Linked DNA regions of Homo sapiens: region 2 is linked to region 1. The links are chromatin loops, found by intact Hi-C in ENCODE. Cell type or tissue: IMR-90. All regions are shown on one strand. Links, peaks and the distances in the headings refer to the core of each region. The heading gives the core; the rest is flanking DNA.

The links. Peaks named below come from ENCODE experiments on the same cell type or tissue, not always from the same donor. Only the 100,000 strongest peaks of a DNase experiment are listed, where the experiment ranks them.
Region 2: a loop joins it to region 1, with 10 times the contacts of the local background. A loop is called at or near these places in 5 of 110 quality-filtered maps.

What each region holds. Positions count from the first base shown.
Region 1 is chr11:129,919,108-129,929,892 of GRCh38, reverse strand. PRDM10 (PR/SET domain 10) reads left to right here. Exons shown (of 21, transcript NM_199437.2): 12 at 4,664-5,011; 13 at 6,490-6,645. Among named protein-coding and RNA genes, the nearest start is that of NFRKB, 29 kb to the right of the region's middle. RefSeq lists an enhancer at 3,456-3,957 and a silencer at 6,333-6,432. In IMR-90, for the core only: a CTCF peak has its summit at 6,409 (motif pointing left); a DNase peak (open chromatin) is centred at 6,402.
Region 2 is chr11:130,207,432-130,218,216 of GRCh38, reverse strand. ST14 (ST14 transmembrane serine protease matriptase) reads right to left here. Exons shown (of 19, transcript NM_021978.4): 17 at 9,533-9,807; 18 at 8,639-8,775; 19 at 7,855-8,555. The coding sequence ends at 8,394. Among named protein-coding and RNA genes, the nearest start is that of ST14, 53 kb to the right of the region's middle. RefSeq lists an enhancer at 8,108-8,607. In IMR-90, for the core only: a CTCF peak has its summit at 4,965 (motif pointing left); no DNase peak of the experiment used is centred there; H3K27me3 peaks cover 3,746 bases.

The DNA of each region.
Region 1 (10,785 bases), core at 1,652-9,651:
ATCCCATCCATCCTTCTCCTTTAGTTCCTAATCTGCACTTCTTTCTCTTGCTCAATTACTATATTTTCTGCTTTGGCCATTCTGATTTTTTTTACTAAGTCCAGAGAAACCCTTGCTAGATTTTTTTTTTTTTTTTGGAAGGAAAAAAAAAAACCGAAGCCCACACATGCAGTGAAGTTGTGGATGCACAAACACAGTCCAGCCGTAATTGTACTTGCATTTTTGAATGAGCAGGGTTACTGGTTTTGGTGCAAGGTTCCTTGTGTCAAAGCGAAAGCCATATGTATCTGGCTTTTGGAGGTCAGTCTTAGTTGAGCTATTTTGTTTTTTTTTCTCTCACACATTCTAAAAAGTAGGGCTATGTATTTTTTCATCTTTTCTATCCAGATTGGTAATGACCAACTGAAGGGAAGTCTTCCAATCCAATTGGTAATGTAACTATTTTTCTCTCCTCTAATGCTGCCTGCTCAGTTGGAGCTGCAGGTAGGTTTGTTTCCTGTGTTTCACATAACAGAATGTTACTTGTTTGCCTGACCTGCTGTTCTTTGCAACCTGTACTTACTAAATCCTGGTGGAAACCACAGTTTGGTTGCTACAGTAAATGCAAATTAATGAATAATGATAATTTATTTGTAAATAGATCAAGGAATAAATTGTGGGCTGCAGGTTCCTCATATACAAAATGAAGGGTAGGACTAAGTGATCTCCAAGGTCCCTTCCAGCGCTAAAACCATTGGAATGACTTATGCAATAGTGTTGAGTTCTAACTGTCTATTTGGCACTATGCTAGGTACACAATAGAATTTTCACTTGAGCTTGCAGTCTAAGTAGGAAATCAATACTAATGTAGGGGAGTTTACAGTTAGGTGTTAAATGTAAAAGTATAACTTGGAAGAGTGAAAGGTTGAAGTAAAATAGAGGAGTCAGGATAATTCTTGGATAAGGTGAGACTTAGACTAGCCCTTGAAAGAGAGGAGGAAGGTAGACTGTTTCAGAGAATGATAGCCATAGGATCAGAGGCCCAGACACAGGAGGTTCTTGCTGTGGTTGGGACAGTGCAGACATGAGCCTGGCCCTAGCAGGGGTGCAGTGGAAGGATGGTGCAGAGTGAGCCGAGTTGGGCAGGGCTGGCCAACCAAAGGCTTTCAAAGTGGGCAGAAAATTGTCCAAAGGAAAGTTGTTTAAAAGACCCCAAAACTGCCAGGCATAGTGTCTCACACCTATAATCTCGGCACTTTGGGAGGCTGAGGCAGGTGGATTGCTTGAGCCCAGGAGTTCGAGACCAACCTGGGCAACGTGGTGAAACCCTGTCTCTACTAAAAAAAAATACAAAAAAATAGGTGGACATGGTGGCAGGCACCTGTAGTCTCAGCTACTCAGGAGGCTGAGATGAGAGAATCCTCTGAGTCTGGGAAGTCGAGGCTGCAGTGAGCTGTGATTGTGCCACTGCACTCCAGCCTGGGCAATGGAGTGAGACCATGTCTCAAAAAACCCCCCCAAAACCCCAAATCAACAAACATGATTGTTTGATTTCTTTTTTGTGTCAGGATTAAAATAATATGAAAATTGATCAATAATTTAGGTTCTTTTAGCCATTAATATCAAACTTTAGAAACATTTTAGTCAGGCGTGGTGGCATGTACTTATAAGTCCCAGCTACCCTGGAGGCTGAGGTGGGAGGATTGCTTGAGTCCAGGAGGTCGAGGCTGCAGTTAGCTATGATCATGCCATAACACTCCAGCCTGGGCGATGGAGAAAGACCCCATCTCTAAAAAACAAACAAACCCCCTAAACTTTAGAAACATTTTATGATCTCTGTCTACAAATAATCTGTTGTCTTAGAATTCATTGCAATGTGAGTTGAATCCCAAATCACAGAATTTAGCAACAATACGATTTTGGTATCCCTAGAGTAGCTGATATATATGTAGAGTGTGGTGGATTGCCTGACGAACTCAGGAAAGCAGAAGAACTAGAGTGGATCTGTGCGCTCTCTCCGACATTTGTCATGATTTCTTCTAGAAATGTGTACGGGTTGTGGCTCTGAGCTACAGAAGACACCTTAGAACAGAAATGGCCTGCAAGTGGGTCAACGGGTGGGGACAGTTTCAGCATTTTTACGACCTTGTAATATGACCATCCCATTAGTATCATTAGATCAGAGAAATACAATCTAGTTCTTGAGTGCAGACAATGTTCAGGGCTCCATGGAAATTGAAAAGATGATAAAGTTTGTCAATAGAGCCAAGAAAGTGGAGCCAGGTGGTGGCTCAGTTTAAATCAAGTGGCTGAAGGTACTCACACTAATCAGAAATGACAGAAGACTGATTAGCATAATGGACCAAAACAAAACTGAGTTCTGGATTTGGCACCCAAGGAGAAATGGCATCCTCAGTGGGACCACAGTCAATGTGCATTGTGTCTGTTCTTGGACACTTCAATGAACTTGGATAAAGGAAAAGATTCCTACATGGCAAAAGTGCTCTGAATCTTGCATCTTTGAACCTCACAATAGTATTGGTTCATCAGCAATATTTCCGTAAAGTTTTGAAAGTGGACAAAATAGTAAAGCTTTTATGTAAAATTAGTATCCAGACAGAGTTAAAAAGATGAGGTGGCTACTGAACTACACAGAAGTGAAAGCAAGCCCTGTGGCTGATTTGAGAAAAAACTATGCTTTTTTTTTTTTTTTTTTTTTTTTTTTTTTTTTTTTTTTGAGACAGAGTCTCACTGCAACCTCCACCTCCCAGGTTCAAGCGATTCTCCTGCCTCAGCCTCCCAAGTAGCTGGGATTACAGCCCTGGGGTTACAGGTGCCTGCTACCACGCCTGGCTAATTTTTGTATTTTTGGTAGAGACAGGGTTTTACCATGTTGGCCAGGCTGGTCTCAAACTCCTGACCTCAGGTGATCTGTCCGCCTCAGCCTCCCAGAATGCTGGGATTATAGGCATGGGCCACAGTGCCCAGCCAAGAAAGACCTATTCTTAAAAATCTCTGCAGATGCTGTAGAAAAATCCTTGAAATCATTTTTTTGAGTTTCATATGAAATATATTTCACTGATTCTCAAACTACTTTTGAAGACTTCCTATAAGCTAAGCAATTTATTAAGGGATCTGGATACAAAGGAGAATAAAGTATGATACATCCCCTGAAGCAGCCCCATCAGCTGAAGAAGATCACAGAATTGCTGTTTATCTACTCAAGATAAGTGAGTAGGTAGCAGCTTAAAAATCTTTCTCCTAGCCCGGTTAGAGAAGCCCTGAGAAGGAAATCTCTTGTTACATAGTAATTATGTCTAGAAATTCCACTAAATCAAAAATAATTATTTTGTTTTCCTCACATGATGATTTCACATTAAATTTAGTTTAAAAGTTGATGCTTACAAGTAATTTGAAGTTAAGATCGCACTAAGATCTCCATTAATCCTTCAATTACTGTTCATTTGTAGCTACATAGGCACAGCCATTCACAGATATACTTGAAGGATTTCCCCCCCTTGTAGCAATCTAGAGCTTTCCCTCAGTGTTCTGAGGAACGGATGAATGAGTCTTCATTGTAAGCATAACTGAAAGATTGATTCTGCATTCTCTGTGTGAGGTGATTTTGTCGATCTGCTGTCAGTAGAGCATGAGTAGATTTTCCAGTAGTGGCGATGGGTTTGCACTGAGTACCCGTACTCTCCCACTTGGATGCCCTATAACAATTGCATGAATTTACAAGATGGCCAATCAGCATTACAAGTGCAATCTGTGCCTGAAAACAAAGAGCAGAATTGCCTGGTCGAGGCAGGAACAGTGTGATGAGCTTAACGTTGTTAGCATGGCATTCTAACCAGTAGAACTAACTAGCTATTCTGGAACCTTACCTTCTGTTTTCTAAGTAGAAAGTGATGAAATGCATATATTCCATTTACGACATGTGCTCATGTCCCATTCACATAAATCTGAATCCTTTCAAGAAATTCTCGTGGCATAAAGTTTACCCTTTAAAGTGGTTTTTAGAACATTCTGAAGCTGTGCAATCTTCACCACTCTCTAATTCCAGCACACTTTCATCACCCCCAAAAGAAACCTGGTATCCATTACCCCCAAAAGAAACCTGGTATCCATTTCCTTCTCCATCCTGCCGCTGGCAAGGACTACCCTTCAGTTCTTTTTATTGTTTTTTTGTTTGTTTGTTTGTTTGTTTTGTTTTTGCTAAATGTTTTAATCAAGCTTCAAATTCTTTTTCTCATGGATTTCAACAAGTAACATTTGACTGACTTGCTCCAGCCTGATTCCTGCATGTGTGACTTAACCTAAGTCTTTTCCTCCAAATCTTCCATTTTTATCCTGTTCCACTGTGGGATTTGTTTTATTATACAAGTCTTCTATTGGGAACACTTTTTTTGTTACTTAAACCCTTTCAAAAGAAAACCCACATACATAGATGTAAAACAAAACACAAAAAAATTTCATCTCTTTAAGATGAGCTTCTTTGAGGATGGCTTCATTTTCAGTGTCTTCACCAGAAAAATCTCCTTTCAACTGTGTGTGTCCTAGAGTTGAACTTCTATGGGAAGTCTGTGATTGCAGAGATCATCCTCTCTTTCTCTGTAAAAGTGTGATCCAGTTGCACTCTTAATTTCATCACTAAATGATCACATTTGTGTATGTCTTTCAGAATGCAGCTCTTCAGCATCTGTTTATTCGGAAGTCCTTCCGGCCTTTTAAATGCTTGCAGTGTGGGAAGGCCTTCCGGGAAAAGGACAAACTGGACCAGCACTTACGCTTCCATGGGCGGGAGGGGAACTGCCCACTGACCTGTGATCTCTGTAACAAGGGCTTCATCAGCAGCACATCCTTGGAGAGCCACATGAAGCTCCACTCAGACCAGAAGACTTACTCTTGCATTTTTTGCCCAGAATCCTTTGACCGCCTTGATTTGTTGAAAGATCATGTGGCCATTCATATCAATGATGGCTACTTCACCTGCCCAACTTGTAAGAAACGGTTCCCAGATTTTATCCAGGTGAGTGTCTACTACTGAGATTCCTGTCTGCTTCCTTCTTTTGGTAAAAGAAACTTCGATTTTTGGAAAACCGAGACTGCCTAGCACCTGCATTTCCATCCCTTCTTTGAAACAACTTTACAATTGAGAACAATATTTCTTCAATCAAACTACTTTTATACACAAGATTATTATGACCCTTAATTGTCCAGATCAGACATTGACATTGAAGTGTTTAAGTTACAAGTAATAAACACCCAGATCTATTATAATTTTTAAAAAGTCTTTCATAATCCATGTCAATGTCTATTGCTTATAAAATATACCGAGCCTGTAGAAGACATACTCCCGTTTCTGAGGGGCTGGGAACATCTCCCTACTACTACTGTGGTTTCCTGCTTGCTTTAACCAAGGCCATACATTTTGGAAGGAAACAAAGAGAAAGTTGGTATATAATATACTTTTGTATCAGGAACCGACTGCCTCCTCCCCTGTAGTGTATTCTTTGTTGGAGCAAAATGGGTGAAGATAAATTTCAGAATACTCATGATTTCATTTGGACTTTAAGTGATAAGATTTTCCTGTGCTAGTCAGTGAATAACGAAACATTTTGTAAAAATACACTTTTTCAATTACCAAAGGAAAAGAAGACTAGGGATTTAATTTTAGTTCTGCTAGTGTTGAGAGTCTTGGAAATTTTCTCACTTCACACAAACTAGTAGAAAGATTGCTTTAAGGCATAATTTAATGGCAAAAGAAACTCCAAAAATAATGAAGCAAACTATCTTATAGGAATAGTTTGGTAAGACTCACTACTTAGCTTCCATCCTCAGCTCTTTCTCATTGGATATGTGTGGCTAAGAGAGTTCAGAAGCCCTATTCCTTTATTTATCTAAAAGTAAGGGAAGTAAGTCCCAGTTGAGAAGTGACGCCAGCGTCATATTGCTCTCACAAACCGGTAATGTCTTCTGTATCCACTCATTCATGTCTTTAATTCTTCAGAACTTAATTTTATAAGAAGATGTAAAAGGATCAAAAGGGGCTAAATTGCTTCTGTGCAGATTAAAGACGGAGAAAAGTAAGGAAGAATTGGTTTTTGTCTTCCTATAGATCCTTTTTAGCAAGATTTCATTTAAACCCAAAGGAACTTTTGCTTTTTATCTTTAAAAAATGGGCTTCAAGTGATCAGGGCTTTGACCAAGCAAGCACTCTCTCTCTCTCTCTCTCTCTCTCTCTCTCTCTCTCTCTCTCTCTCTCTCACGTTTCAAGTCATCGGGGAGGTTCGGATTTCTAAGGCTTTCTGGCTACTTGTTTTATTTCTTTGTGACAGGGACAGTATGTGTTATTGAGGCCAATTATCACATCTGATTGGATTCCTCGGCGGGGTTGATGAAAACCCATGGTAATGCGTTTGGCTCCCTCTAGCGTTGACAAGCTGCCTTTGGTCATTTCATTTGGTGCCTGCGTCCCCTGAATTTTCCTGTGGTTCTTATCACCAGGTGAAAAAACACGTGCGCAGCTTCCACTCAGAAAAGATCTACCAGTGCACAGAGTGTGACAAGGCCTTCTGTCGCCCCGATAAACTGCGACTCCACATGCTCCGGCATTCGGACCGCAAAGACTTCCTGTGTTCCACCTGTGGGAAGCAATTTAAGGTATGACACCAAGGCACAGCCCAAGGTGGTTCTCGTGGCCACTGGAATTATAGCAAGCTGAGGGTAAATGCCTGTTCATTTCATCAGTTTATCACCCACCTCTGATGAACTGGACCTGAGATACTCTTTGGGCCTTGTGTTTGACTTAGTTATAAAATTAAGGGGGAAAACTTACTCATTTCCTCAAAATAGTTAATTCAAATCCCCAAACAAGTAGAGTAAAAATGCATCATCTCCTAAAAGAATCCAAATGTATAATGACAAGTATAACTAAATCGCTATTGAGATTTCCTAACAGACCAAAACCTTTACTTAACATTCAGATCAGGAGGTTTTTGTTGAGCACTGATGAAGTATAAGAGCCCGTAATTGAGCCTTGCAGCCAGCAGGACGCTCATCTAATTCAGGTGGGAAATCTGAAGAATGCTGAGAAGGCTTAGACTACTTTGGAGAATGTTAATGACCTCAAAGATTAAAACATTATGAGTATCCGTAACCCACCTGGAACTTAGAAGAAGCCGAGCAAAACCCTGCAGGGGACCCAGAAATAAAAGTTAAATAAATAAATGTAAAAACAATGAAATATGCTTCATTGGGAAATAAGGTGATTCTGCAAAAATGTCACTGGAAGACCTTCTGCTGAAAATGATTGTAGGTCACACTCTCATAGAAACTGGAAAAGAATCAGAAATTGATTCAGGAGAGGAAAACTAAGGGTATATTTGTAACAGATGCAAAGAAATTAAAGAGAAATAGAGTTTGCAAAGCTGGTTTTATGGTAAGTGTGTTATAGAATATAATTTAATGGCTTTGAATATATAACAGCACAATTTAGAATTCCGTAGAGAACTCCAGTGTGAAAAGTATAAGTAGGTCTGGGATTTTTCTGTTCTTAAAAAAAATCATATCTAAAAGGATTCCTGTTTTGCGATACTGTTTGGCCATCCATCCATCCCATCCAGCCAGTGTTTTTTGATTTTTCATTTTGTGCCAGATACCATATTTTAACACCTTGGAATATTTCTTTAAAATTTCTTTGCTTGCTTTCATTTTCTCTTTTACTTTCACCCAGTATATTCAACCACAGTTCAATCAGGGAAGCAAAGCCACTGTGAATGTTACAGAAGAAGATTTTCTTACAGGACTAAGAACTTAATTATAGGAGAAGATGGAGAAGTGAGGGTTGAAGGGAGAAGCTGGGAGGTCGGAAGTCAGCAGTATGCCCACAGAAGTACTGGTCTGGGTGGTCAAATGGGAAGTTACCTGGGAATCTGGGAACCAAGCACTTCCTCCTGCAGAGGGGCCCAGGAAGGAGAGCTGGTGTGGTCTGTGAAAGACTGTGTCACTGCATCTGGTGGTGGATGTGGAGCTGGCCAGCAGGGCTGGCAGTCAGGAAGACAGCTGGTGGCTGGGTGGGAAAGAGAGGATAAGTAGGGACCCACAGGTACCTCTACATGACACCGTCTAGAGCAGCACGGAGCTGCTTCCTTTCCACCTTCCAGGCTGGTCTGAGTTTCTCTTTGGCTAACCCCAACTCGGAACCATGCTGGGAAGAAGACTCCCTTCAAATGTAGTTCCCCTTAGCCAAGTTGACCCAGCACAAAACCACTACCACCTACCTTCCTGGCATATTTTCAAAGTAGAATCAGAGTAATTTTTCTAGAGAACAGCTCTGATGTCATGTCCTTTCTGAAAAACTCTTAAATAGCTCTTCACGCAGATAAATCCCGAAGTTCTTGTTACTTCTAAGATGCTACAGGATCTGGCTCCTGCCAGCCTCTCTGGTTCCTGCCTCCCCGTGTGCTCAGGGTGACCTGAACTCCATAGCTTTACCCAGGTGTGGCATACTCTCTCTCCTTGGGCCTTTGCACTTGCTCTCACTCCTCCTCCTGACTTGAAATGCATTTTCAAACTGTCATATTCCTTCACCTGGCTAATGTCACTTCATATGGGGCATTTCCTGATCCCTGGATTAACTGCTGCTTCTCCCACCAATTCCCACAGGGCCTTTTGCTGGTGACCCTGTCATAGCATTTGTGTATTGCATTTGCCTGTCCTGCTAAGTATAAGCTCCATGAGGGCAGCATTGAAGTCAAGGTGGGACCTTCCAACTTCAGGGAGCTCACACTAGAATAGAGAAAAGAATAAAGTGGCCGGGTGCGGTGGCTCACGCCTGTAATCCCAGCACTTTGGGAGGCCAAGGTGGGCAGATCACCTGAGGTTGGGAGTTCGAGACCAGCCTGACCAACATGGAGAAAGCCCATCTCTACTAAAAATATAAAAGTAGCCAGGCGTGGTGGTGCATGACTGTTATCCCAGCTACTCAGGAGGCTGAGGCAGGAGAATCACTTGAACCCGGGAGGCGGAGGTTGTGGTGAGGCGAAATCATGCCATTGTACTCCAGCCTGGGTGACAGAGCGAGACTCCATCTCAAAAATGCTGTGAGAGGGATTCACTGATTTGGGGTATAGGGGAGACCTCATAGATATGGTGACACTTTTGAATCCATTCATGGGTGGGAAACAGTTTGCCAGCTAGGGAAAGGGAGAGGTGAGGAGTGAGGGAGGAATATTGGCATCTCAAGCAGAGGGAGCAGCAGGGAGTGGTGATGCCACGTTCGGGAGATTGGGAGAAGGGGACTGATGGAGGGTGTGGCAAGAGGAAGCCAGGGAAGCGGGTTAAGCTAGCGCGCTGTGCTAAGTAATTAGACTTACCAGCGTTTCAGAGCTGGGCTAATTCAGGCCGAGGCAGTGGGTGTGGAGAAGAGGGGCCATGTTCAAGACAGGCGTCATGGGAGGCTGACAAGAACTTGCACTTGGGTGGAAGGGGGAAGGGTGGACAGCAAGGAATGGAGATTTGCAGCTTGAGAGGCTAGATGTTTGGGAACACCGCTGATACCAAAAAGCACGACTTAGGCAGAAGGAGTGGGGGCAGATAGCGGATTTGGTTTGGGGGATGTTAGGATGGAAAGGCCTCATGGAGATTTGGCATCCAACAAATGTGTGCCCGTCACGATGTGCATAGCATGGTGTGGTATTTGTGTTAGGCTTTGAAATTTATGTGATGATTCGGTTAAGGTCAGTTGGTTGTTTAAAGGGAATAGACGGGAACTAGTGAATGTTGATGCTTAGAAAAAAGTGGGAATGCGAGAGGAGTTGGAGGAAAAGGAAAAGAAAAAAAGTGGCAATGCAACAGTGCTTTGCCATTGTATCCACACTAAAGAAAGATACTGTCACGTAGGGCAGTGTCCTTAATCCAAATCCTACTGTAGCCTACAAAGCGCTGAACATTCCCTCCTGGGCTTTCCAGAAATGAAGGCGGGTGGGATAGGAAGAAAGAGTTGGGTCGTATGCATTGCAGCAGAAGAGGCAGGTGGGTGAGGGAGGCCCAGCATTGGAGCTCGGCCCTTATCCTGCTCCCTGATACTGGGTAGGCCCTCAAGGAATATTTGTTGAGTAAATGTGCTGAAAAATGAAGTCCTTAAAAAAGTCCCTGTGCTGAAAGGTGGGAAGAACTGGATTTGTAGAAAGCCTCAGAGTCTTTATGGGACTAATAACAATTTATTCATGTGTCCCAGAGCAGAAAGCCTCACTGGATCAGGGAGCTGGCACTTTGTTTTTATTCAGGATGGGCTCTGCCTGATTCTCTCCATGGACTCACATCAGCATGTGTCACTAAATAGTGAAACCAGGAGCTGAGCCCTGGGCCCCATGCTCCATCATAGTGAACAATGGATTTGTTTACTTGAACTTCTAATTCTGTAAGGTGAGAAGTTCTAAATCCATAAGATAGAGATTCTTACTTAAATTCTTTTGGGATTTAGAAAAATATAATGTTTGCTGAAAGGTGTGGGAATTGAGTATACACATGGCATTTTTTCTTTGACAGAGCCTTGCTCTGTTGCCCAGGCTGGAGTGCAGTGGTGTGATCTCAACTCAGTGCAGCCTCCACCTCCCAGATTCAAGTGATTCTCCTGCCTCAGCCTCCTGAGTAGCTGGGATTACGTGTGCCACCACACCCAGCTAATTTTTATATTTTTCATAGAGACAGGGTTTCACCATGTTGGCCAGGCTGGTCTCAAACTCCTGACCTCAGGTGATCCGCCCTTGTCGGCCTCCCAAAGTGCTAGGATTACAGGCA
Region 2 (10,785 bases), core at 1,722-9,721, 290 kb before region 1:
CAGAGCAAGACTCCATCTCAGAAAAGAAAAAAAAAAAATTAAATGTCTTTTGTTTAAAATAAATACCCAACAAAATAGTTCAAGCTGTGAACCACTCATTCGTTTTTCAGAAGCCTTTGAATTAGAACAAAATGGAATTATATTTTCAGCTTGGGTCTTGCTACATGTCCCCAGGTCCCAGTGAAAATCCTTGTTACTGATGATGCAGGAATATTTCTGTGCCCCCCACACAGGTCCAGTTTGTGGGTCTTCTTTGGGACTGGAAAATCTGGGCACAGGGGCCGGCCCTGCAGAATCTCTCTCCAGCCCTTCCCCTCTAGGCTCCAGTCCGAGGCCCGCCCCATCACCCCTGGCCTCTGTTCCCTTTGCTTAAGCTTCCCGCAAGGCCAAGCAGCCTTCAGCAGAACTGAACTGCTCAGGGAGGAAGACGAGGGTCACAGGCTGATCCTCCTGAATCAGAGGACAGAACATGTTGTTCTAGTGCCCACGGCCAAGACCTCAAGGAAACATATTCTCCCTCCAGTCCACACTGCCCCAGGCAGAGGAGTAAGACGAAGCAGATGGTTTGGCCCCTTAGAGAGGGAAATGCCCAGGGGCTGCTGGGGGTGGCCAAGGAAAGAAAGGACATGGGGAAGATTTTGAAATGCTAATGGAGCCGGGTTGGAGTCCTGCCAGCGAAAGTCTGTTTTGGCCTTTTCCACGTGTGCCTAAGCCAGTGAGTTTATGACCTGGCGAGAGAGGTCCTGGCTCCAGCACCTAAAGCCCCAGGTGGAGCATGCATTGGCTGCAGGAGGCTGTGCGGGTGGACCCAGTGGCCCAGGTGCACCCTTCTCTTCCCCTACTGAGGAACCGTGAGCAGCAGGCTCTCTATCTGCACGGCCACAGCGTCCTCTCCTATAACTGGGAATGACAGAACCCACTCCCGAGGACTGTGATGACGCTGAAGTGAGAGGTGAAGTGAGAGGATGCATCCACGCCGCCAGAGTCCCTGACACTTCTTTGACATACAGATTGGAGCAGTCACTCTTCCAGGGCCTCTCCAGCTCTCACATCCAGCGCAGGGGACAGGAAGAGGCCGCTTGGCATCCCACTTGGCAAGGTCAGGGGCACAAAGACGGGGTGGAAGCACAGTGGGGTCCCAGGCTGGACGGGCCTGTCCGTGCTCCCACATTAGGACGGATTAAAATGCCTCGTGGGCATCTGGCGTAGGTCACCTTGAATTTCAGGTTCTTTCCAACCGTGAGGTTCCAGTTCTGAAAGGATGTCCCTCAGGCAGCTGCTTTCCTGGGAAACAGCAACTCCACTGAGCCTTGGAGGGTCATAAAGGTCCCCGCACACACCCCAGAAGGCCCCAGAGAGGCACCTTTCCTGTGCTCGGCTCAGGCTGGTCGGCCAGACCCCGTGACCTGACCCTGCCAGGAATGTGACCTGTCTGCCCGCCCAGACGTGCCCAGGACCTTGTTTCCCAAGTGTCTGCCTCATCTGGGGGCCCGATGCCCCCAGCCTACACCGGGTGCCCTTTCCGCAGTCACAGATGCCTGATTTGTTGAATTAATGAGCGGCTGCTTCTCTCATCCTTTCCCTTGGCTCATTCAAGTAAGCTTGTTACCCATTCTTTTGCAACAGAGTCACATGTGTCAAACAGATTTCATTTTTTTCCTAGTTTATGCCTATACATTTCTTCTGTCCTATTTGTCTTCATTGGGATTTGGATGGGAATTGGATTATGAGCTGCAAAGAGGTGTCAGATACCCAGTGTATTCTGGGAGCTGTCCTCCGAATGTCCTTCTGCATGAAGACTGAGATCTTCTCCACCCTTCCTGGGTGGGCCTGGTCCCTCGACCCCCTCCCTCACACTGCAACCTCAGAGCTCTGTGGAAAAAGCACACAGGCTGAGGGTGGTAGAATTTCCCTGTTGAGCTCTTTCCCTATTGAGTTAAACGAGACCATATGAAGTTCCAGAGGGTCTGGCGCAGAGGCTGGGTTATTCTTGATCCAGGGGTGTGGGCAGGGGAACAGTGATAACCTCCAAGGTGAAAGCAGCGCGTCGGGGAGGGAGCCTGCAGCCAAGCCAAGGGCAAGGGAGAGCTAAGTTTCCATCCTAGGAAAACACACACATCCCTCCCGCTGGAAGGTGCTGAGACTATGGAATAAACAGACAATGGAGCTGAGTCCCACCCATACCCGCAAGCAGCTCTGGACAGTGGCTTTTTAGGAAACGATGGGAGTGAGTGGAAAGGGTAGAATGAACACATGGTCTCCGAGTTGCAGGCACAGGACAGTGGAACTTGGGAGGAGACATTCCTCTGGAGGAGAAAAGGAGAGAAATAGGAAAAGGATAGTCAAGCCCGCTGAAATCCTAAGAGGATCTCTTTATCAAAATATAGTGTCCTCGCTGTAGGCATATCAGGTCACAGAAGCAATTCGTGTCATATACGCATCAGCTTGCAGGGCAGGGAACAGCCTGCATGGGAAGGTGTCTATACACAGGCTTCTCCTTGGTGGCCAGCCAAGCCCTGGCGTAGAGCCAGGCTAGCCCCTCTGCAGGCACCTCCTGGCTGTGGGTTGCACCTGTGCCCCCTACACCCCTAATGGATGCCCACCCTGATGTCTTCCCCCATTGTCAACGCTGTGCTGGTCATCTCATGGGACAGCAGCTTGAACCATCTTCTAGGCAGTCCCAAGATATGAAACCAGGGGAGAAATACTCCCATTCCTTCTTTGGGGTTTGGTCTCATCATTCTTAGTGGTGTTTGGGGCCTTTCCAAGTTCCGTTCCTGATTGTCACCCTGAGGAATGGCCCGGTGGCCTGGCCTGAGATAGCTGTTGTCCTCACCTCCTTCAACCAACACTCTACTCCCTTCCCTGTCCCCATCAACCATCCTCACTGAGCAAATTGAGGTGGCATCGTGGCTAATGAAAATCACCTTCCGTCTGGCTGAGTGGACTCCAGGAACCCAAGAAGCAATGCCATCGAGGGTGGCAATGCAGATGGAAGACAAGTGCATGACCAGCCTAGAGCAAACCCCTAGCCTGGAAAATGGGTCTTCTGGCAGGAACATCTCACAACCTGAAGGTCTCTGGAAGGTTTGTCAGGATTCCCAAAAGAAAGAGGACTCATTGGAGGACAATTCCCAAATGCTGATCCACACATATTTGCTGCTGAGACAGTTTCAAGTGTTTGCACAAAAATTAAAGCATTTAAAATACTTTTTTTTCCTTTTTTGAGACAGGGTCTCACTGTTTGCCCAGGCTGGAGTGCAGGAGTGGCGCAATCTCAGCTCCCTGCAGCCTCAACCTCCTGGGTTCAGGTGATTCTCCCACCTCAGTCTCCCAAGTGGCTGGGATTACAGGAGCCCGCCACCATGCCTGGCTAATTTTTTGCATTTTTACCGGACAGGTAAAAATGTCTATGTTGCCCAGGTCTGGTCTCGAACTTCTAGACTCAAACAATCCACCTGCCTCGGCCTCGCAGAGTGCTGGTATTACAGGCATGAGCCACCGTGCCTGGCAATACAAGACTGTCTTTTATACCAACAGTATGACCTACCTGCAGTTAGCATGTTAAGATCTCCTTTCTTTATGAAATGCTGGTGACAGTATGCTACTGATATATAGTACACGGTGTGGATGTGTATGATAGAGCACAGTGCTGATATGTATGTGATAGATAGATGTATATATGCGTGATATAGATGGATATGATAGAGCACAGTGCTGGCTCTGGAGCCAAATCACTGACATTCAATACCATATTTCCTGAGTGTGGGGCCTTTGGGCAGGTTATTCAGATTTTTGGTGCCTTGGTGTTCTATCTATAAAGTGGGAAAGACCATGGGGCTGTGTGAGGTTGAAATGAAATACGACTCAGAAAGCCCTTAGAGCACTCGGGAGGCGATCTTCATAAGCGCTGGATGTGCTGGACCGTGTTTCTCCTTTCAGCTCACTGCTCCAAGAAATTCAAGTATCTGAGAATCACTGGCTGAAGATCCAATTTTCCTCACCTGTGATTGCAGGTGAGCAACACACACAAATACACACATGCACGCACACACACCACACACACACGCACATACACTATGCACACACACACCCCTAACGTGCAGTTGCAGGTGGGCAACACATGCACGCATGTGCACACACACACCACACATACACACATGCACGCACATACATGCATGCACGCACACGTGCACACACGCGCCTACACCCACATACACACATACATGCACACACATACACACATACATGCACACACATACACACACACGCCTCAAACCTGCAAAACTGATGAAAAGTGAAAAGCAATGTTTGGTCACAGGCACCTAACTTTGGGTCTGTAGGCCCCTCAGGTGCTCCTGGGGAGGGAGACGGCGTCTGGTGTAGCAGCCAGGTCATGTTCTTGTGGCACATTCTAATCCGTCTATTCCAGGACTGCACAATCCCCAACACACACACACACGCGCACACACACGCAAGCACACGCACGCACGTACACACCCCTCTGCCCCCAGAATACCTGTGTACATGTGTATGGACAGACATGCCCACGTGTGGTAAATGGCCCTGCACAGTTGTCTCTGGGGCCGGTTGTGTCTCATGGGATAAAGTTCCACTTAGAGATGGCACCACCTTGGTGGCCATCCACAGGTCACCACTCTGTCCTCAATCTCAAAAGCCATCTTTAGAGCCTGCCCTGAGAATGTGTCCTCCAGGCCCCAATGCCAGAGAGCCAGCAGGTCCTGGCTACAGACTGGAGGTGGGGGCACTAAAGGGGCTGAAGGGCTGGCCAGGAAAGGCTTCAGGCTGGGGGCCTCTTCCATGCTCACCCTGAGCCAGGCACCGATTTCACTACCTGAAAGGTGACTGGGAAGCAGCAGAAGGCAGCCGCCAACAACAGACGGCCCCGGACACCCCGCCCCACCCGTGAGCGCCCACGCCCTGGAACGGCGCAACATCGCCACCGTGTGGCCGTCGACCTGAACAACAGCTTCTCAGCCCCTGGGGTCCGTAGCGCTAGGTCTCTGGAGACCTCCAAACTGGGCCCAGGATTTTAAACATTTCCTTTTCCATAAAGTCCTTCCTAATCCAAATTTCACTGTGATTCCTGCAGACTCTAGGTCTGAGTAGGACTCGCCATGGCTGCAATAAGCAGGAGTCGGGTTAAATTTTCATTAAATTTACATGGTTATGATTCCTAGCTAAAACAATGGCGATACAAGGTAGTTTAGGGGGATCAGAGAGTTGGATCATCTTGAGATCTCAGCAACGAAAGCAGCTAGTCAGTAGGGGAAAGCCTCTGCGGGGCTGCACTGAGCTTGTGGGAGCGCAGCAGCAGCCCTGCACTCTTCCCCTGTGAGGCCAGCTTGCTGTGCAGGGCACCTGTGCACGTGGGGCCCTCAGCCTGGCCCTCCCACCTCCTCCTCTAACCCTTCAGACCTCTGCTGTGGCCTTCACCTGGGTGAAGGAAAGGCTGGTCAGCACAGACCTACGCAGGCCTCTGGCCTCTCCCAGCTGCTGCAGGTCTGGACTGCCATCCTCAGCAAGGAGGAATGGCTCTAGCCTGCTGGTATTCCCACCCTGTCAGCTCAGGCTCTTGGACCAGAGACTTCTGCCTTCGTGAGAGCTATCGGCGCGGGGCCTGCGTGATGTGTCTGGCCTCTGGCGAGTTAGGGAGTCTCAGCCTGATCTTCTGAACTCCAGCCAGAAGTAACACAGGATTTGGCCCCATAATCTTTTTAAAGGCACTGACACATGATTGATTTTCCAGGGCTCAAATGCTTCTCGACATTCAGGCAGGCTTCCAGGATCCCCCAAGGACCAAGGATGTCCTGCAAACTGCGGCTCTGGGCATCTGATGGAGCACCTGGTGATGCTGCTGCTCCGTGGCACTTGGAATGGCATGACCCACTGCTAAAACGGTGCTCTCCAACCTCACAGGAACGCTTCTTAGAGCACAGGCCACTGGCCCCACCCAGCGGGCCCACCAGTTTCTGTTCAGGAGGTCTGGATGAAGCATGAGACTCTGCACCTATGAGTCCCAGGAGATCTCGATATTCCTGCCCAGGGACCTCCCGAGAGAAACACTGCCACAGACGACACGCCTTGTCCCACTCAGACCTCCCGCAGAGAGTCCCGGAAAGGGTGGGATGACCCTGAAGGCTAGCCATCTGTGTTTTCACCTGCTCCCCGGGTGGGAATCTGACCGGGGGGAGTGAGCAGTCCAGAACACTGTCAAGCCACAATGGAGCTGAGGGTGGTGCAGTGGCACGGGCTGGGCTGGCCTCCCTGAATCCCACTGCATGGATGACCATGTCTACACCCCGGCCAAGCCCCGGCTGCCAGGCTCACGCACACTTAGGAACCAGACCACACACAGGCCTCGTGAAACCTCTCCATTTAACATAGACCATTCCCTCAGCGCCTGCACTGGGCACTTCTGTCCGATGCGATCAGGTGGGAATGACCATGTCAGGGCAGAAAAGGAATGACATTTACAACACGCACAGGAGTCCTTCAGCATCATCCTCATTCTACTTCCCACGCCTTGGTAAGAACAGATGTTCTTTCCCTCCCCAGGGAGGAAAATGCGACAGATTCTCGCACAGGTTCTAGGCAACACTCCCTCCCTCAAAGAGGTAAAACACTCAGGCTAAAATGAAAGAGGCTCTGCAAACCCCACCTCCCCCGAGAAGCCTTGCAGTGTTGCTCCAATCAGACTATATTTCCTCCTTTTTGTTTCCATAACTCATGGCAGGCAAAAAACCATTCATTGAACAAACACATATCAGCATGTTCTAAGACAAGCCTGAGCTGGGGACATAGCGGTGAGCCAAGGCTACCTTCTGCCCTCCTGACACTGGCCATGTCATTTCTCTCCCCAGGTCCTCTTCCCTGCCCCAAGCCCATGTGGCGCATCAGCATACAAGAAGCCCTCAAATGTTCCCCCAAAAGCTCCCTAAGCCTTCCCCAGATTGTTGACATTGTCCCTTCAGGCCACCAAGCAAGAAGAGAGGAAATATTTTAAATTATTAAGTAAAAATCTAGGGAGGCTGGGGGTGGTGGCTCAGCACGAGCCCAACACGGGAAGATGACTTGAGCCCAGGAGTTCGAGACCAGCCTGGGAAACATAGTGAGACCCTGTCTGTACAAAAAAAAAAAAACAACTTAGCCAGGTGTGGTGGTGGGCACCTCTAGTCCCAGCTGCTCAGGAGGCTGAGGCAGGAGGATAGCTTGAGCCCAGGAGACTGAGGCTGCAATGAACTGTGATCATGTCACTGCATTCCAGCCTGGGTGACAGAGCAAGACCCTGACTCAAAAAAAAAAAAAAAAGAAAAAAGAAAAAATCAAGGGGGATGGCACGGGAGGTGTGGGTGCCCTTCAGCCAGGCAGCACCCCTCCTCCAAGGCCTTGGGACCCATCTGCTCAGCCTTCACTAGAGAGACAGCCAGGTCTTCATGCCCAGACTCACATCTGTCCCCGTGAGTGTGTGCGCTCACAGGGCCACCTCCCCACCAAACACGAAGCCACGCTTCCGCCCATCTTCCTCTGACAAAGCTCCTCCCTCTCCTAGGTTGGACCCAGGCCTGGGCACCAGTGCACCCCCCAACATTCGTCTCCCCACCTCGCCAACCCGCATTTCCCTCCTACCAGGGCACCAGGCCCCTGGTCTTGGAAGCTACAGGTCAGAGCAAAACCAGCCCCTTGCTGGCCTAGAGAAGGCAACGGCACTGTGGGCCCCACCCAGCCTGACTCCAGGGTCTGTGCTGAGGGGAATGTACATCCAATTTCTTGCAAATCGAGTAGGAAAAAGGAGGAAGGAGGGCGCAACTCCAGTAGGAAAAGAAACTTACCTAAAAAGAAATAAAATGTTTTACTCATTTACACAAATACACACACTGAAGTCCACCCTGGGAGCTGGTAAAACAATTTCAGTCTCAGACCCGTCTGTTTTCCAGGGTCCTCCGAGCCTGGGCTTCCTCAAGAGCGTGGCCCAAGGGCCCCACAGCCCAGATCCGGCAGCCCCACCACCTTCACTGAGGAGGCCCCGAAGCTCCGTTCCCGCTGCTCCTTAGAGACAGGGGAGGCAGATATGCACAAACGCGCCTCGGCCCAGCTTGGGGCTGGCGGGGGAGGCTGTGTCTTCAAACCTTTGCCCCCAGTTGGGTCAGTAGAACCACCAGTGTCCTCCCCTTCTACCTCCCAGCTCCACTTTGGAGGCTGAGGAAGCGAGAGGTTTTCTAGGCAGATTTGGAGCCCTGGAGATTGAGTTCACAGTGTATGTTCTGGGGGCGCTGGTGCAGTCAGCGGTCCAGTCTCCAGCCTGCAGGCGTGCACACTGGGGTGGACGATGGGTGGCCCCGCAGGTGTACACATTTGGGTGGCCCCGGCCCCTATACCCCAGTGTTCTCTTTGATCCAGTCCCGAAACAGAGGGAGCCTTGTGTACACGCCTGGCTTGTTCCTCTGAGCGCAGCCGTCTCCCCAGCTCACCACACCGGCCTGGAAGATCCGCCCATCCGCCTCCACGCTGGACAGGGGTCCCCCGGAATCACCCTGGGCGGAGACAAGCCCTGCCGTGAGTCCCCAGTCCCGCCTCTCCCGGGGCCCACCTGCCGCCCTCCTGCCCCGGGGGCCACCTGGCAGGAGTCCACGCCGCCGCTGAGGAAGCCCACGCACATCATGCGCGGCGTGATCTGCTGCGGCAGGAGGTTCTCGCAGGTGGTCTGGTTGATGACGCGGATCTCACCCTTTTGCAGGATCAGCGCGCCAGTGCCTGGGGAGAGGGCAGGACGGGGCTGAGAGCCGGGCTGCTTCGAGGGCAGCGTCATTCGAGACGCTCCCCACGGGTCATTGGACTAGAAAACTCTGGAACAGCCCAGATGCCCGGGGCTGACAAACGGGTAATCCGCGTCTACTCAGTGGGCTCTGGCAATAGCAGCCACCTAGAGGAAGCAGGGGCATGCTGAGATCTGCCAGGCGAGTTGAGAGGGAACAGACGCCGTGGCAAGCAGGGGTGAGGGAACAAGAAGCAGAGAGGCGGAGGGAAGGCGCCGCAAATGCCCGCGGGGTTCTGTGAGGGCATTGGAGCTGTAAGTCCTGTTCGTTTTCTTTCCTCTCCAAAGACGACAAATGTTCAGCATATGCTGTACAGTGGATTCTTTCAATCTAGCATTTGCCAACTAACGGCCTGCTTCCCTTCATACCCACCCCCTCACGTGCCTTAAGCACCACTGGGCTTAAGGTGTTGCTATCTTCATTACGCGCATGCACAAACAGGATCAGAGCTTAAGCAACTCGCTCAAGGTCACTCAGCTAGTTAGGGGCAAAGCCAACCTTCAATCCTGAGCCCAGGCTGCAAATCCCATGCCCCTTTTACTAAAGGCCTCCATTCCGCCCTGGACAGCCTCATTCTGCCAGGCAGAGGGAGACTGGAGCAGCCCCCCGCCCCGAGACCGGACACGCAGAGGAAACACGGCCTTGGAGAAAGGCCCCAGGCCCTCTGCGGAGCCCTAGGTCAGCCCGAAGCTTACCTCCATACTGGGTGTGTCCCCAGCCCGTGACCCAGATGGCCTTGCCGGCAGGGAAGACATGGGAGGCGTCCGGCAGGCAGATGGGCCGCACCATGGAGCTGTACTCTGCCGGTTTCTCCAGCTCCAGCAGCGCGATGTCATAGTCGAAGGTGAAGTCATTGAAGAAGGGGTGGGAGATGATGCGCTTGAGCCTGCGCTCCTGCACCCCAGGGGCGCTGCGCTGGCTCTGGTCGTGCAAGCCCAGGAAGGCCGTCCACTGCGTGGGGTCTGAGTACCTGGTAGGGAGAGCCGCTATGAGACTGCGCGGTCACTCGGGTCTGTGCACACGGCCTCGCGGCCCCGCGCGTTCCCAGAGGATTCCGCATGGATGAGGCACAGCTGCTGCTACGAGAAGACGATGGGGCCGGCTCTTACTTGGTCTTGACCCTAAGCTAGAAACTACTAAGTGCCTCCAGCTGCAGTATGAAATCCCTCTTGAACTCTTTACCCCCCCTTCCTTGAATACATTTTTAATCTGATGACCAAAAATTAGTTATCTTACGAACCTGATCTTTCACAGGAGGAATAACAGAACAATCAATCCAAATAATTTATTTATTTATTTATTTATTGAGACTGAGTCTCGCTCTGTCACCCAGACTGGAGTGCGGTGGTGGCATGATCTCGGCTCACTGCAATCTCCACCTCCCGAGTTCAAGCGATTATCCTGCCTCAGCCTCTTGAGTAGCTGGGATTACAAGTGCACACCACCACACCCAGCTAATTTTTGTATTTTTAATAGAGACGGGATTTCATCATGGTGGTCAGGCTGGTCTCGATCTCCTGACCTTGTGATCCGCCCGCCTCGGCCTCCCAAAGCGCTGGGATTACAGGCGTGAGCCACCACGCCCAGCCCAAATAAATTTTTAATGTAGTGCTATATAACCTAAGACCAAAATGAATTGAAAAATATGTTGTGTTGTGTCTAAGTTTGTTGCTGGCTATGGAATAGGTTTAGCAATTCAGAAGCTTTTCCACGTGCACTGCAGAGCCGGAGCCCACCCCACTGGGGGGAAAGGGAGGCACAGATGTGGAATGAGATCAGAGATATCAGGAAAGGTTCATGGTTTTTATTTTATTTTATTATTATTTTTTGAGACGAAGTCTCACTCTGTCACCCAGGCTGGAGTACAGAGGTGTGATCTCAGTTCACTGTAACCTGCACCTACCAGGTTCAAGCGATTCTCCTGCCTCAGCCTCCCGAGTAGCTGGGA